2 separate regions of the Mus musculus genome follow, and region 1 is linked to region 2. A link is a contact called in ENCODE Hi-C or POLR2A ChIA-PET data. All regions are on one chromosome and are shown on one strand. Each heading gives the region's core, a stretch centred on a gene start or an enhancer-like site at or near the end of the contact. The rest is flanking DNA. Distances are from core to core; before and after follow the strand shown.

Region 1 (3,754 bases), core at 818-3,317, 270 kb before region 2:
CAAGGTCACTTCTAAAGTTCATGGTCAGAGGGAAGGTTGCCCTTCAGTTGTATTTTCACCTCTTAGATCTTTATACTGAGCAAGGCTTGTGTTTTCAGATGGTATTTTTCATGGGATCTTGTTAAAGAAAGCTGCATGGCTGCAGAAAGTGACACAGAAACTCCCTGAGCCTCCCTTGACCTTGCCACACAGCCTCTGCCCACACCGTCAGCAGCCAGCAAGCCACGGTGTACACCTTCCGTCCCAAGATGAAGAAGCCAGAGGCCAGGAGGGAGGCTTTCCCACCCATCCATGGTCCTCAGTGGAGACTGAATGTCTGGCTTCAGGAACTGCATGCTTCACTTCCCCAGGGGCATTCCATGCCTGGCTCCAAAGGAACTGGGTATTTCAGAGCACTGTCTGATTAGAAACAGTCAACCATGAAGACCCTGAGAACTTCAGGGAGACAAGGACGGCCCTGTGAGTCCTGATAACGTGAGGATGACCCCAAATGTCACATTAGTGCGTAGCAGAACGATACTCGGTAGCTTCTGGAAACACAGAAAGCACTCAGTAATAAGGGTACCTGGCTGGTAACTAAAGCCCTGAACCATTACATTAACCATGCAAGATCAATGAAAACTTTCTCTCTTTATGTTTTTGTGTGCGTAGAAAAGTATATGTCTGCCTCATGGTCTTTCCCCCAGATTCTATTTCTTACAAAAAGATGAAAATACTCTTGTCTCTTCCTGCATTATCTTTCCAACTACTTTATAGAGTAAGACACCACAATGAACTAAATACCCATCTCAGGGAATAACTGAAAATACACAGGCCAAGGTTCATGCGTCAACCTACTTTATTTTATTTTGTTTGTTTTATCTTTATTTGTCTTCATAAATCAATGGCCTCCCTTCAACCCTTCCCCACAGGAGCAGGAAGGACAAGCTGTGTGTTGGCTGCTGTGTAGATGAACACATGAAACCAGAGAGAGTACAAGGAGGGAGATGAACTGCGTGAGCTCCGAGTTCCTATCTGATCAAACCCTTAACCTCTGTTTCCTTCCTTGCCCTGAATATTTATTTTAACTCCGAGGCTCAGTCTTCGACCTTCGATGCCAGAAATATTCTCACACATTCCGAGAAGGTGCTTTCATCCAGTTCCAAATAATGTCAGGGTAAGGGTCAAACCTGGGTCCTGGCTTGTCCCGGGCAAAGTCCACCCAACGTTTGGCATGTCTGCACGCTGTGCAGGCAGCTGACAAGGGACTGTTGACAGTCCAGTTTTTACTTCCCGCCCTCTCCTCCTCCTCTGAGTTTACATTGCAGAACAGACAATAAACTGCTTCTAGACTCTTCCCAGCCCCCCTCGCTCAAAAGCTGAACTGAAGACAGAAAGCACCCTCCACACCCTGCTCCTCCAGCTTGACCCTACCTGTGTTTGGCCTTCGCCCCTGGACCAAATCAGCATTCCAGGGCCATGAGAGAATGGCATGTTCACCACCCAACAGGAAACGGAGCAGGCCAGGCGTTGACATCACCTGGCAGATGTGCTTTTCAAGTGTGAGGCTTTATTCAAACCTTTTCATGGAAATCATTGACACAGAAAAGAAATAAAGAAGAAAAACAAGAGGGAGAGACAAAGTTGGTGCCGAGATGGGCATGTTTTGCACCCCATAAAAAAAAAGGAATTAAAATGAGTCAAGCTCACCTCCCTTCCTCTCCACCCCCACCCCTCCTCACTCATCCTTTAAGTCTGGAAGTCAATGTTTCTGAAACACTATAGCTACTGGCAGGGCAGCCACACATAAAACTGTCAGTCTGCAAGGAAAGTAGACGGTTGAGTTGAGGGGAAAGGGGCTAAATCAATTTGAGCATGCATGTTAAGGACTGTGAAAGGGCAGCATGGAGAACGGCAGGGCCAGAGAACATTTGTCTCTGTCTCCTTGTGTTTCCACCACACAGAGCAGAATCCACCCACTACGGCTCCAGCCAGGCTCTGAGCTGATTGATGGCAGCTGGAGGTGTCTGCTTGCTTCCTCAGCACCCTAATCAGAGGCCCCCTGGGCCCACACTCGTGTACCTATGCTTCTGGGCAGGAAGCATCTACTCAGCCTGCTCTCTGCCAGGACTTAGGAAACACAAGTTCCAGCAAGGCTGGGACAGCTCTGCTCGCCACGGGACCCAATCAGGTAGACTATTCTTCTTAAGCAATGAGCGCATATTAAACCTCATACGGAGAAGAAAAAAATATGAAGTTCTACAAAACGTTTTCATTTTTTATTTTTTAAATATTTTTTATTATTACGTATTTTCCTCAATTACATTTAGAATGCTATCCCAAAAGTCCCCCATACCCTCCCCCCTACTTCCCTACCCACCCATTCCCATTTTTTGGCCCTGGCATTCCCTTGTACTGGGGCTTCCAAATAACTCACTCTCTGGAGGGAAAATAAAGATGACCTGGGTCTTAAGGTTTTCTCAGGCATTGGATTCATTTTGCACCAAAATGCCAGGGTGTGAGCACAGAGCCCAGGGCTGAAGCTGTCAGCCTGACTCCCATCCCCGATTGGGTGTGTTGGGGAGACTCTTTCAGATGCACTTGACACTAGGAATTGCTCCATGCCACGAGCAACAAGCAGGTTTTGTGGACTGTTCTGCCATGTTCACTACGTGGTCAGATTCATTTGAATTTATTGGAATACAATAATCCTAGAATAAAGAATAATGTGTACTCCCTACTGTGATGCAAATATGGTGGGTACACACATGAGGGAGGAAGTCACCCACACATGGCAGGAGCCAGGAGGACAGAGAAGGCTCAGAACTGGACTGGAATCACTCTCCTCTCGTTTTCTTACATAACTACAGTAAAGGCTTCTGGCTGCTCTGATTTCCCAAGCTTCCAAAGTCAGAATAATATTAGTAAGAAATTCTACAGGTAAGATGAACCGCTCAGTGTTCTACTCATGGAAGGGAACCTGTGTAACTTATTTCACATTAGAGATACAATCTAATGTGATTTCATACATGCTGTGGTGTGTGTGTTTATTCACATGTGTGCCTGTACATAAGAGGCCAGAGGTCAACCTTAGATGCTCCTCAGGTGCCATCTCCCACATTTTGTAAGACATTGTCTCTCACCATGTATGCCATGTTGGCTGTGTAGTCAGCCCCAAGGAGTTTGTCTCTGACTTCTGACACTGAGATCATAAATGTGTGCTGCCATGCCCAACCATGTTTGTTAGAGACTAAGCTTTCTCCCCAGTCCTAACAATTTTTCTCATTGTGATAAATATACATCAGATAAAATTTAGCATCTGAAAAACATGTCTACACTTACAATTCACAAAGGCATTGCAGCCATTCACTTTGTGCTACCATAACTCCATTCATCCATAGAACTCTCTCCATCTTGAGAAGAGAAGGTCTGCATCAGCAGGAGCGTCTAAGTGTTCCTGCTGGGAATTAACCCTGTGAGTGCCACTTCCCCACCTCTCAGTTTATTTCCTCACCACCAAATGTGGGCTTGCTCAATTAAGTACATTTATCTCATGTTGTTACATAATCCCATGTTATAATTAGTTACCAGCCCATTCCTTTGCTTGGCATCAAAGAGTTAAAAGAAAGAAAATAATAAAATATACCTAATCAACCATTTTGCTCTTTTTATTACCAAAAGTAAAGGGGAAAGGTTTGTCCATTTTCAGGAAGGAACAGAGTAATGTTGTGAAGATCTTACAACCAAAGAGAGGTAGAGGGTTTTATTTTGCACT
Region 2 (3,867 bases), core at 555-3,054:
TTCACAAGCCCTGAATTGACCTGCTTTTTGTAGTAAAATAAATACACTGATAGACAACAAACACAACTTCCATGTCAAAAGGAAATAGCTTCCAATTTATAACGTATTCTTCCTGAGACAGACCAAACTCTTTCGATTCTGTTTCTGGGCAATAGGTATCTAAGATATTTTTTTACACAAATGCCTTCCGAACTCACAGATGCACCTTAATTCAAGAAGGCACCCCTTTGCACTTTTCTGGCATCCAAAGAAAATCAAAACAAATACGTCGGTTTACTATGGATGCTAACTAATGTCCCCAGACTACATATGTGTTAGCTTTTTGGAGGCCCCTCTAAGCTTATAACTACCTTCTCCGCACATGAGATGCACGGCCATAACAGCATGTTGTGGTGCCGAAGCCCTAAACGACACTAGAAAACTGCCCATCCTTGCTCCTGTGCCATATCTATTTTTTAAAAATTTAAAACTCCATAACGAAGACTTTAAATATGCCAAGTCTCATCCACAAGAAAGGAAGACGTGGGCACGGCTTGTTTGAGTTATGAAACCCCTAGGCACGGCTTTAATTTGCATTTTACAGGGCATTCCCAAGCAAGTTCGCTCAGGCGGAGCACCTAGGCACCCCGCAACTGTCCAGAGCGAAGCCGGTGCGCACCCGCGGACAGCAGTGTGGGTAGCACCGTCGGGCGCTTGGGCCCCACGCCGAGACCTCAGGGGCACCGAGCCGCGGCAGGTCCGGCCGGATAAAGTTATGAATGAAAACAGCTCGCGGGCGGGAGGAGGCAGCGCCCTCTCCCCGCGTCCCGCGGCACTGCGCTCCGAGCACAGGCGGGCGCTGGGTCCCCAGCGCCATCGGGTGCCGCGCGCTTGGCACGGGCTGCGCGAGGACCGCCAGGACCGCCCGGCCCGCCCCGGCCCGCACCTGCCGCCCGCACTCACCTCGGCCTCCGCGGCGCCGGCCGGGGGCGCCGAGCGGGCGGAGCGCGCGCCGCATCAAGCGCGGCGGGGCGGCCGGGCGCGCATGGCCCGCGCTGCGGCCTCGGCGGCCCCCGGGCAGGGGCGCTTCTCCGCGGTTGGCGGCGGCCGAGGGCGGCTCGGGGACATCCGCCGGGTGCGCGCGGCGCCCGCTCCACAGCACCGTCCCGTCCCGGTCGTCAGGCGCGCGGCCCGGCGTCGTCCCGGGCTCTCGGGTCCCCGCAGGTCCGCGTCCCCGCAGTCGCCACGCCGGCTGCAGACGAGCAGAGACAGAAACACGTGAGTCCCTTGCCAGCCCGGGACGCTGTCCTGCTCGCCGAGATGGACAGCCACGAGCCCCGGACACACACGGCCGTGCACGTTTTGCCCCCACGGAATGCCCCGCAGTCCAAAGCGCGTCCGAGAGACGCGTCTGCGCGAGGCAAGCCCGCACGCAGGGACGGGAAAAGTCAGGTCTGGCACGAGCGCCCGGCGGGTCGGTCCCCAACAATGCGCACAGACACGCGGGTGCGCGGCGGTGCCAGCCCGCGTTCGCACACGCGTAACTCGCTGCCTGGCTACGGAACTCGCTGCAGGGCCGACCGCAAAGCGCCGGGCACAGAGCTAGAGCCAGCTCCGAAAACGTCCAGCTCCTCGAAAATAAAATAAAATAAAGCACCATTCTCACCTGATCTTGCCAGGTCCTCGGCGGGAGGGGAAGGCTCTTACCTAGTGCAGAGCCTGGGGCCGGCCCTCCCGGCACATGCACGCCGCTCGCAGCCGCTCCTTAGCCCGCAGAGCTCTGGCTGCGGGGCCGCCGCAAACCCCTGCGTGCTGAGCACTCGCGCGCGGGCTCCGCAGCATTTCAGCGTCGCCGCCACCTCCACCTCCACGCCGGGACCCGCCCCCGGTGATATCATGTGTCAATCACGCGGGCTGCACGAAAACCCGGAGCAGGATTTCAGCGATCGTGGATGTGGACTCGAGGACGCTCTAACAAAAGTCGATTGCCTGCAGGAGTCCTGCGAGCGCAACTGGGGAGGAGCGGGCATTCCAGGGCCCCTGTCAGTCGTGAGCTGTCAGCCTCCAATTTAAGGGGACTGGTGCAGCCACCCTTAGAGTTGAGTTTAAAAAGAGTTGTGAAGAACATTTAAAAAACAATAACAAACCACCAACAACAACGGAAAAAAAAATGTGTACACCATGACACCGTGCCCCCAGATAAAGGGAAAAGTGCAAAGTTCAGATCATGCGAAATATGAAAGTTTCAGAAAGAACAGTCATTTTTGCAAATGTAATATAATTACACACTAAAGGGTGGGATTTCCTGCTGTGGGGTTTTAGTGATTGCTCCATTTGGTTTGTGATACGATCCCTAAAATTACACGGGGGGAGGGGAAGGGGAGAAAACGGGGCCCAAGTTCTTCCTGCTTTGTAATGTTTGTATAATTTTGTCCAAAACACCAATGCATTTTAAATGAAATAAAATAAGCATAACTCATCAGGAAGTTTTAGCTTTAGCCATATGTCTGTCACGGGGTGGGGGACTTTAGTAAGCTGGGAATGCTTTTTGCGTCTTTACATACTATGGAATTTGGTTATTTATTATATGGACGCTATAGCTCAGGATGTAGTGAAAAGGGCTGTATGTGGAATTAAAAATTCCATAGAGTTTTAAAAATAACCTAAGACCCCCAAAATATTGATAGAAAATATTTTTCCAGGGAATTTTATCAGGAATGGTATTTGATAAACAAAAACTCCATGATCTAAATCACCTGTGAATGTGAGTTAGGATATTTTGGGTTCAAAGTAATTTTTTTTTTAAGTCTTAACAATTGCAGTGAGTTTTTATAAAGTTTTTGTTGTTGTTGGCATAATGCATTTGCAAGCTTTTGAATGTTTTTAGAATTCACGGTTATGTGTGGAATTACATGCAAGGAACCCAGGACACTCCCTATGAAGAAGATCAGCAGTAAGAAAGTGCACTAGAAGGTAATAGAACGTATTAAAAGCCAAGAAGCTGTTTGTTCACCCTTCATGCAAGGGGATGTGTTAAAGTCATATTTTCAAATGTAGAGTTGGTGGGGCTTTTGTGTCTTGTCTATTTTTCACAGATGTAGGAGCATAATGAGGTTTCTCCAGTGGATCTGCTTTTGTTCTTTTTGTGCGTGAAGAGATTTGCAGTGTCAAGTAAGAAATACAGTATCTCATCAGAGTGTGTTATCTGGCTCTTCCCAGCTGTCTGCACAAATTTGGGGCCAATTCTCCAATGTAATAAGATGAGGAGAGGCAACAATGGAGAGTTTGAACCACATAACACTTATAAAAACATAATTTCAAAGATTCCTATTTACATTTCAGAATATTTGGACCAGAGATGTGCTAAAACAAATCTCTTAAGTTTAAAAATTTTTAATAATAATAATAGTAATAATAATCCATAAAATGTTAAAAATATTACCTTCAAAGGTCATGGTCTATTTCAAAATCAAATATATTGCACAAAATTGATTCTGCTTAAATGCCTCCATTGTGTGTTTCTTGAGATCACACGTTCCTAGGTTAGGATTTAGTAACCTTGAATCTGGAAGACATTTAATGAAGTCAGCTTCACCTTTTTAATTGCCTGCAGTCATGAGACTTGAGACAAACTATAAATTTTTAGTTTAAAACAGACCTTGTGCTTTATTTAGTAAGCTCAGTTGCAGTGAGTCTAGTCTAGGAATAAACAACTGGGGTAGGGAACATTTTTGAAAAAGATATAAGGGTCATCAGGGAAATGTCAGTAATTCCTACTTCCCTACATAAGATCTGTCTAAATAGAGTTGGTAGGAAGGGAAGCCCAACACTTTCTTCACTTTCATGAGAAAACACAATTATCCATCTCTTTTGTTGAGAGAGAATAAA

The links. A loop is a pair of places that touch in the nucleus more often than their neighbours do. ChIA-PET counts read pairs that join two places held with the same protein, here RNA polymerase II (POLR2A).
Region 1: POLR2A ChIA-PET joins it to region 2 with 11 read pairs in Patski. The contact joins the enhancer-like site here to the promoter of Spry1 in region 2. A Hi-C loop is called at or near these places in 2 of 37 maps with a recorded cell type or tissue (adrenal gland and left cerebral cortex). POLR2A ChIA-PET finds 5 or more read pairs at or near these places in 1 of 5 experiments (Patski).

The regions. Positions count from the first base shown.
Region 1 is chr3:37,905,209-37,908,962 of GRCm38, reverse strand. All of the region lies in intron 1 of Gm20755 (predicted gene, 20755), which reads right to left. Among named protein-coding and RNA genes, the nearest start is that of Gm20755, 8.3 kb to the right of the region's middle. Within about 2 kb of position 2,067, at least 1 of the 3 ENCODE cell types and tissues checked has a DNase peak (open chromatin) inside an H3K27ac peak, as active enhancers do.
Region 2 is chr3:37,637,884-37,641,750 of GRCm38, reverse strand. It overlaps Spry1 (sprouty RTK signaling antagonist 1), which reads right to left and starts at 1,804. Exons shown (of 3, transcript NM_011896.3): 1 at 1,646-1,804; 2 at 943-1,231.